Linked DNA regions of Homo sapiens: region 1 is linked to region 2. Evidence: read pairs that join two places in POLR2A ChIA-PET (ENCODE). Cell type or tissue: CD4-positive, alpha-beta T cell. All regions are shown on one strand. Each heading gives the region's core, and the rest is flanking DNA. Links, peaks and the distances in the headings are about the cores only.

Region 1 (4,604 bases), core at 586-4,585, 470 kb before region 2:
CAATCTAGCAAAAGCTTACTAATACAGCCAATATGTTTGTTTGTTTGTTTTTTGAGACAGAATTTCACTCTGTCGCCCAGGCTGGAGTGCAGTGGCATGATCTCGGCTCACTGCAACCTCTGCCTCCCGGGTTCAAGTGATTCTCGTGCCTCAGCCTCCCCAGTAGCTGGGATTACAGGTGCGCACCACCACGCCCAGTTAAGTTTTGATTAATATAGATTGCTGTTATTTTGTTACTTGATGTTAGGCTCATGGTAGGGTCTAAGGGCATTCTTGCTTCTCCTGGTCCAGCCTCAGTCTTAGGCAGAGGCTGTGAGCCTGAGCCCTGTGGTTGAGGCCTTCTCAGAGTTTCTGCTCCTTTCCCATCCCCATGGCAACCAAACTCTGTCCTGGAATCTGTGCTGGGTCTTGGGTGTAAAAGAGCCCCTCCGGCCAGTCATAGTGGTTTATGCCTATAATTCCAGCACTTTGGGAGGCTGAGGTGTGAGGATTGCTTGAGGCCAGGAGTTCAAGACCAGCCTGAGCAACATAGCAAGAGTCCCTCCTCCAGACTCACACGTCTCCACTGTATATTGGTGCAGAATCCTAGGCCCAGAAGGTTTTCCTACCCCTGTTTTCCCAGGAGAAGTCAGCTTTTGCTTTGACTCTTATCCCAGAAGCAGTGGATCTTTGCCCTTGCCAGTGTAGAATGAGAGTTTCCTACTGTTTCCCAAAGGCAGCCAGACTCTGCTTCTACACCTGTGGCTCTGGGGTGGAAACTGTTTGCTGCCATTCTTCTAGCTGCTTGATGCTTTTACTTGATGAAAGAGGAGTCTTTGGAAGTGAGTCCCCACCCACTTCTTGGCTACACCCTGGCGTAGGGTTGCCTGCATCATCTTGAATGCCTGCACCATCAAGCATGGGGCTCTTGCCCTATCCCCATTTTTTCTCATGAGCACCTAGTGGAGGCCCATGGAAAAGGGCTTGTAGTGACAAACTCCCCTTCTCTCTGGGGCTCCCAGTCATTCTAAACTGATACGCGCCGGGTGCAGTGTCTCACGCCTGTAATCCCAGCACCTTGGGAGGCTGAGGCAGGCAGATCACTTGAGGTCAGGAGTCTTGAGACCAGCCTGGCCAACATGGTGAAACCCTGTTTCTACTAAAAATACAAAAATTAGCCAGGCATGGTGGTGCAGGCCTGTAATCCCAGCTACTTGGGAGGCTGAGGCATGAGAATGACTAGAACCTGGGAGGAGGAGGTTGCAGTGAGCCAAGATTGCACCACTGCATTCCAGCCTGGGTGACAGAGCAAGACTCTGTCTCAAAAATAAATTAATAAATAAACTGAATGCTAATCCATACTTAGTCTTCGGGAATCCAAGACATTTGAGTTCCTTCCTTTTTACCAACACCGGTGGTGGCCACTTCCTTCTGTTCTCTGCCAAAGACAGGACCCCCCTCATGGTATCCAAGCTGTGCAGTCACACAGTGCCCTGTGCTCAGAAGTTCCCCATATTTTTCACTGGGTCCTATAAATCTGTAAATGATGTAGCCAGTCCTGGGCAAAGGTAAAATAGCCCCTGTTCCCTATTTCTTCTCACGGGGGATAGTTACTCTTTGGAATTCAGTTCATTTCATTGCCTTGCGACCTCAGCTCTCTGACGAGTTCAAGAAAAGGTATGATTTGTAGATTATACGTCTTTTTCTCACCGTTTGGATGGGAGTTCTGTTCTTTTTTTTTTTTTTTTTTTTTTTTTGAGGTGGAGTCTTGCTCTGTCACCCAGGCTGGAGTGCAGTGGCACGATCTCAGCTCACTGCAAGCTCCGCCTCCCGGGTTCATGCCATTCTCCTGCCTCAGCCTCCCAAGTAGCTTGGACTACAGGCGCCCGCCACCATGCCCAGCTAATTTTTTATATTTTTAGTAGAGACGGGGTTTCACCGTGTTAGCCGGGATGGTCTCGATCTCCTGACCTTGTGATCCACCTGCCTCGGCCTCCCAAAGTGCTGGGATTACAGGCGTGAGCCACTGCACCCGGCCTGAGGAGTTCTGTTCTTTATTCATCTGCATCCTAAGCAAAAACAGCCTCTTTCTGTTAGAAATTATTTGAGGCCTCAAAGGGAGGTAACAGTGCTATGTTGTCTGCAGATTCCCTGCCAGGGATAAGTTGGTGATGGACAAGTGATTATCCCTGGGTGGTGTGACTCTTTTTTCTACTTTTTATTTGATTATATTATCCCAAATTACTTTTACAATGAGCAATCCCTGCTTGATTAAAAACAACTAGAGCATCAAACTTTGAAGCATCCCTTTTAAACTTTTTTTTGTTTTGTTTTGTTTTGTTTTTTAGTGACAGTGAAATGATCCCTCAGAGTTCCTTCCCTAGACTCACTGGAGAAAACAGCATATCCAGGGGCACAAAGTGATATTATACAGAAGGCACAGACAACAAATTAACAGAACTCTGCTGCTCTAGGACATAGCTCCTTCAATTCCTGGCCTTTGGATCAGGTGACAGAAGGGCCACTCTCTAAATATCTCCTTCCAGTACCATCATTTCTGCACTGGCTAGTAAGGACCAAATGTGGCCCCTGTTCCTTTCCTCCCATTCTGCTTTTGGGTAGTGGCTGCTTCCTGCTGAGACAGCATGTTTTTGGGCACTCCCTCTGGGAACATGGCATAAGAGGGAGTCAGAAGCCTTCCTCTCATCTCTGCCTCCAAGTCTATCACCTTAGACAAGTCGCTGATCCTCTCCAAGCCTCAGTTTTTTTTTTCATCTAAAAAATAAAGGTAAGCACGATAACCACCCCCACTGGGTTTTTTTTAAGGAGGACCAAATGTGATGATGTTTTAAAAAAGTATTTTACAAGCTGTAAAGAACCCTCATTATTCATCTTGGTAAGCAACTTATACCTGGGAGTAGAATGGGGTAGGGGACAGATGGAAATGGGTCCTCACGTTCACTTTCAGAGCTCATATTTTGGAGCAAAACTTGGAGATAATAGTATCTGACTCTTCTCTTGTCTTTTAACCACCACTCCCCTACACCCTGGTGAAACCTCAGTGTGTGGGTGTGGTTGCAGGGGCAGGCTATCTCTGTGGTCACAATACTCAGGGGGCCTCCTTCCTTCCTGCTACCTTCTCCCTGGCTGAGTGGGCATGTGTGTTGGGGAGAGCTTCTACTACCATCAAATAGAACCTATTAAGTACCTGGCAAGTGTTTCTCTGCTAGCTGGACACTAATCCTTTTCTGCAAGGGAGGGACCCCTTAATAGCCATCACTAGGACATCTTCTCTGCCCTTGCCAACGCAGCTGCTGCTTCATGATCTCCCTGGAACAGGAGGGAACTTCCCCCCCAAACAGAAGGTGTGCCCCATTACAAGGCCACAGAAATAAACTCCCTCTGCAGCTTCTCAACTAAATGGGGACTCCCAGATGGTAAGGCCCAAGTTCCAGGAGAAGCACAGCCAGGTTATCCCATGACAGGGAGCTGTCCACTACTGGCTGGTGGGCGATAGGGCACATCTGAAAAGGTGATTCTCTTTGACTAACTGCTCTTCATGGCATACAGCCTAGCAACTTGACCATTGATATTTCCTTTTTTCCTAGCATGGCTTTCTTTTATTTTATTAATTTATTTCAAAATTATATGTATCTGAACACCTGTGAACACATCTGTCAACCCAAGATCTAATTTTTTTTTTTTTGAGACAGGGTTTCACTGGTACCAAGGGGAGTGGCACAATCACGGCTCACTGCAACCTTGACCTCTTCAGGTTCAGGTGATCCTCCCACCTCAAGTAGCTATAGCTGGGACTATAGGTGCACCTGTAACAGGTGCACCAAGCTCAACTAATTTTTTAAATTTTTATTATTTTTGTAGAGACGAGGTCTCCCTGTGTTGCCCAGGCTGGTCTCAAACTCCTGGGCTCAAGTGATCTACCAGCCTTGGCCTCCCAAATGCTGGGATTACAGGCATGAGCCACTGCACCTGGCCTAAAATATCAACAATAACTTACATTTACCTGTGTGCTTCCCTTTACCCCTTTACTTCCATTTTGTCCTAATAATTTTCTTCCTTTAAAAAATAGTTAAATTAGTGTTATCCTTAATTAATGTTTAATTAATGTTAAATTATATTTGATTAACGTAATGCTTAATAAATGTTTAGTTTTAGTTGTTTTTAAACTTGTTAGAGGGCCAGCCACAGAGGCTCACACCTATAATCCCAGCACTTTTGGGGGCCAAGGTGGGAGGATCGCTTGAGCCCAGGAGTTAGAGACTAGCCTGGGCAACATGGCAAGAACCCATCTTTACAAAAAAATACAAAAATTAGCTGGGCATGGTGGCATGTGCCTGCTGTCCCAGCTGCTCAGAAGGCTGAGGCGGGAGGATCACTTGAGCCTGGGAAGTGGAGGTTGCAGTGAGCCGAGGTTGTACCACTTCACTCCAGCCTGGGTGACAGAGTTAGACCCTGTCTCAAAAAATAAATAAATGAAGAACACTTGATAGAAAGGTATTATGTTATAGGTAGTCTATATATAATTATATTGTAAGAACAGTGTAGCATGTAGTTATAGTTCATTGCTTTAATTGTGTAATATTCTACAGTGTGAATATTTCAAT
Region 2 (4,939 bases), core at 398-4,397:
ATTTAAATATATATATAAATATATATATTTAAATATATATATAAATATATATATTTATATATATATAAATATATATAAATATATAAATATATATATAAATATATATAAATATATAAATATATATATAAATATATATAAATATATAAATATATATATATATAAATATATATATAAATATATATAAATATATATATATAAATATATATAAATATATAAATATATATATAAATATATATAAATATATATATAAATATATATATAAATATATATATAAATATATATATAAATATATATAGATATATATATATAAATATATATATAGACAGAGAGAGGGAGATAGTTCTGCAACTTGCTTTTTTTTCTTATTTATTGGGAGTTTACCCATGTTAGTACATGTAGATCTCTCTCATTCTTTACAAATTCAGCGAAAAAAATTTTTTCAAAAATTACAGGTTGCAGATGAAACTATATAGGCTGCAGCACAAATAATTCTTCATAGGTGCTGATTACTAATAAAGCAACAGGTACTGGAAGGATTCATTATCTAAATGGGTCAAGCCAATCTAGGGAAGATTATCCTCTAATCTGGTGGCTGCATTTACAACATTCCACAAAAAGCCGATTAAAGGGAGAGGATGCTATTTTAGGCTCTTGGAAAAATAATGTCTATGGCCTAGGTTATTTTGTATACTAAATATTTTCTCAGTGGAGACAATTAAAGATTAAATTAGAATTGGAGGTCATTTACTAGCCATTCATCTGTTTTAGGTTAAACACTGTGAGATCAGTTTATCTGAAAAGTTTCAGCTAGCGTTAACAGTATTAAGCTGAAAACAGAATGGATCCAGTGCAAAATCAGTACATAAGTATAATTTATCAGACCTGCCGCATCTTTCAGAAGCTACTCATTCTTCTATATGGTTTTCAAACGGTTCTTCCAGGTCCAAATAAATTTGATCCTTCTTGTGTAAATGACTGCTATAAGACATGATTTTTAAGAGATATTCTAAAAGAATGAATGAGAGCGCATAGATTCTTTTGCTTAAAAACAGTTCTTTGAAATACCCTCCCTGTTTTAATTATAGTTTTTGGAACATAGGCCTTTTTCTTAATACTTGGTGGAATATAGCTCTTTAGAGCAGCCAGCATTTCTTTGCATGGTTCATTCTTTTGGGAGGGAGTAACTGCCCTCTTCCCAAGGTGGAATTTTTTTTTTCTGTACATTCATTCATTCATTCAGTAAATATTCCTTGAACATCTGCCATTAGCCAGGTACTTTTCTAGACACTGGGGACACAACATTAAACAAAGCAGACAAATCCTTGCCTTTCTTTTTGTTTTGTTTTGTTTTTTTGAGACAGGGTCACACTGTTACCCAGGCTGGAGTGCAGTGCCTCCATCATAGCTCACTGCAGCCCCAACCTCCTGGGCTCAGGTGATCCTTCCGCCTCAGTCCCCCAACTAGCTGGGACTATAGGTGCATACTACCTCACCAAGCTAATTTTTTGTATTTTTTGTAGAGATGAGGCCTTGACGTGTTACCCAGGCTGGTCTGAAACTCCTGGGCTCAAGCAATCCACCTGCCCCAGCCTCCCAAAGTGCTGGGATTACAGGCCTGAGCCATCAGGCCTGGCAAATTCTTACCTTTGTAATGTTTACTTTTTGGTAGGGGCAGGCATATAATACACAATCAAGTACAGATATGTAGGACGTCAATGGTGATGAGTACTTCTGGGAAAAATAAGACAGACAAGGGGGCTGACAGTGAGTCCTGGGAGAAGTTGTAATTTTAAATAGGAGAGTCAGGGAAGACCTTATTGAGAAGACAACATTTACATAAAGACCTGAAGGAGTGAGCAAGTGGGTCATGTGGATATCTGGAGGAAAAGGCATCCTAGGGAGAGGGAACAGCAAGTGCAAAGGCCTTGAAGTAATTCTGTGGATTTTTGTTTCTTTTTTTTTGAGATGGAGCCTCACTCTGTCACCCAGGCTAGAGTGCAGTGGTGCGATCTTGGTTCACTGCAACCTCTGCCTCCTGGATTCAAGCGATTCTCCTGCCTCAGCCTCCCGAGTAGCTGGGATTATAGGCATGCACCACCACACCCGACTAAGTTTTGTTTTTAGTAGAGATGGGGTTTCACCATGTTGGCCAGATTGGTCTCGGATTCCTGACCTCAAGTGACCCAAAGTGCTGGGATTACAGGCATGAACCACTGTGCCTGGCCAATTCTGTTGATTTTTCGAGTGAAAACTGCATACTGGATTCAGACACTGCTACTAAAACGAACTGCTGCTGCCCAGATGAATAACCGTTGCTAGACTGACACAAGCCGACAGGAAGCAGTCAGAGGGCTAACAGAAAGGAGTAAGTCCCATCTTTCTCCTCTAGCCTTGTATCTCCCTCTAACTCCACTTTTAGCAGAGTCTGATGAGGAGCACTGGCAAAGCAGAAGTGTGGTTTGCAGAGTTCCAGCTCTGGCATTGCAAAGCAGAGTCGAGAAGGGTGGCATTGGAGCTGAGAGACACTAGTTTAACACCTGGCACACCTACTTTACATATCTTAAAGCTGATGTTCAAGAAGTTCATGCCCACATCACATTGCTAAGTGCGGAGCCCAGGCTTGTATGAGTATCCTGACGTCACATCTGAAATCTTTCTCCTAAGCTGTGAGAACACTCCAAACTAAAAGTTATTTAACTCCCACCCAACCCTTTCATCTTTGAAGGGTCATAAGGGGGCTGAAACCACGTGACCAGTAATCAGGAGCCAGTGGTAGGCAGGAGATGGAAACCCCTTCTTGCTTGCCCTAACCTCCCTTTCTAGGTTTACTTCCCAAAACTGCTTTATGGGTTTTCCTCTCCTTTTATCCGGCAGCCATGTGCACCTTGCCCTCTGCTATGCACAGCCTCCCCAACCCCAGCCTGCGCATTTGCTAACGCCATTTCCTTTGCCTAGGGTACTTTCCCCTTCTTTCCCATAAACACTCTGTGATCCTATAGATTTCTCCATTCTTTTTTTTTTTTTTTTTTTTTTTTGAGACAGAGTCTTGCTTGATCGCCGAAGCTATAGTGCAATGGCTCGATCTCAGCTTACTGCAATCTCTGCCTCCCAGGTTCAAGCGATTCTCCTGCCTCTGTCCCCTGAGTAGCTGGGACTACAGGTACACGCCACCATGCCTGGCTAATTTTTGTATTTTTAGTAGAGAAGGGGTTTCACCATGTTGGCCAGGCTGGTCTTGAACTACTGAGCTCAGGTGATCCACCCACCTCAGCCTCCCAAAGTGCTGGGATTACAGGCGTGAGCTACCGCGCCCAGCCTTCTTTTTTCTTGATACAAGGTCTCACTCTGTCGCCCAGGCTCAAGTGCAGTGGCGCGCTCACGGCTCACTGCAGCCTCAACCTCCTGGGCTCAAGTGATCCTCCCACCTCAGCCACCACATCCAGCTAATTTTTTAAAAAAAATTTGTAGAGATGGTGTCTCGCCGTGTTGCCCAGGCTGGTCTGGAACTCCTGGCCTCAAGCAGTCCTCCCACTGCAGCCTCCCAAAGTGCTGGGATTACAGGCATGAGCTACCACACCTGGCCTCCATTCTTTATGACTCATCTCAAATATTACCTCCTCCAGGAAGTCTTCCCCTATCTTCCAAACTCAAACGAAACAAAAGCTCCCTCCATTTCCTGTCTACCACTGGCTCCTGGTCACTGGTCACCTGGTTTCAGCCCCCTTTTGACCCTATAAAGGTGAAAGCATTGGGTGAGAGTTAAATAACTTTTAGTTTGGAGTGTTCTCATGGTTTAGGAGAAAAATTACAGATGTGGTGTCAGAATACTCAATCAGAGGCTCCAAAGACCCGTATCAGTTGGTCTTTGTATCTCTCATGCCACTCTCTACCTCCTATTAGTCCTCCTTCCGCTGCTTATTTAAATGTTGGTGTTCTCCAACATCTCCATTCTCAGGTCCTCTCATGTCTTGTTGCTCACACTCCCTCCAGGCAGCCTCGTCCATAACCAAGGCTGCACCTGCTACTTCTGTGTGGATTGGTGGCTCCTGTATCTGCTCTCCAGCCCAGCCTTCTCACCAGGTCTCCAGACATTTATCCACATGTTTCCTGGCGATGGATGTTCTAGCACTATGCCTCGGATTTATTTATTCCTTTTTCACTGCCTCCCTGATCTGGCAAACTTTGTCCTCGTCCAACCATGTGTCTCCAGTCTGGCTCACCTCTGTGAATTGTGCCTCTGTCTCTTAGTGTCTGACATTGTGACATACATCTGTCTCTCCGCTTAGCTGGAAGTAGCTTGTGGGCAGGAATCAGGTGTTCTGTCTCATTCTAAGTCAGCTGTCTATTATTTATATACATGTCCTTTCCTAAGCTAGCTGGAAACTTCTCAAAGGTAGAGTTTTTGTTTGTTTGTTTGTTTTAAGTGAGACAGAGTCTTGCTTTGTCACCCAAGCTGGAGTGCTGTGGTACGATCTTGGCTGACTGCAACCTCCACCTCCTGGGTTCAGGTGACTCTTCCGCTTCAGCCTCCCGAGTAGCTGGGACTACAGGTACCTGCCACCATGCCTGGCTAATTTTTGTATTTTTAGTAGAGAGGGGGTTTCACCATGTTGGCCAGGCTGGTCTCAAACTCCTGACCTCAAGTGATCTGGCTGCCTCGGCCTCCCAAAGTGCTGGGATTATAGGTGTGAGCCACTGTGCCTGGCCTCAAAGGTAGAGTTTAAAAAAAATCTGACGTACATTTTAGCAGCTAGCTGATTGCAGGATGGCCCCCAAATATTTAATGAATGAGGAAATTCACAAAGTAGTCATCCTGCAGATAAGAAGTTTATGGTGAGAAGCACATAAAGAAACAGCAGAAGATATCAGAGAATTCTCTTAATTGAATTGTTTGACATAGTTAAAGCAGTTCTCTGATTCATAGAGTTGTTGGTAGCAA

The links. Peaks named below come from ENCODE experiments on the same cell type or tissue, not always from the same donor. Only the 100,000 strongest peaks of a DNase experiment are listed, where the experiment ranks them.
Region 1: POLR2A ChIA-PET joins it to region 2 with 6 read pairs; 2 of 35 experiments call an interaction of 5 or more read pairs at or near these places.

The regions. Positions count from the first base shown.
Region 1 is chr2:62,312,509-62,317,112 of GRCh38, reverse strand. No RefSeq gene overlaps it. Among named protein-coding and RNA genes, the nearest start is that of MIR5192, 110 kb to the right of the region's middle. RefSeq lists enhancers at 3,200-3,299, 3,360-3,409. In CD4-positive, alpha-beta T cell, for the core only: no CTCF peak of the experiment used is centred there; no DNase peak of the experiment used is centred there; H3K4me3 peaks cover 804 bases; H3K27ac peaks cover 905 bases.
Region 2 is chr2:61,844,185-61,849,123 of GRCh38, reverse strand. The region is part of intron 1 of FAM161A (FAM161 centrosomal protein A); the gene reads left to right. Among named protein-coding and RNA genes, the nearest start is that of FAM161A, 7.4 kb to the left of the region's middle. In CD4-positive, alpha-beta T cell, for the core only: no CTCF peak of the experiment used is centred there; no DNase peak of the experiment used is centred there.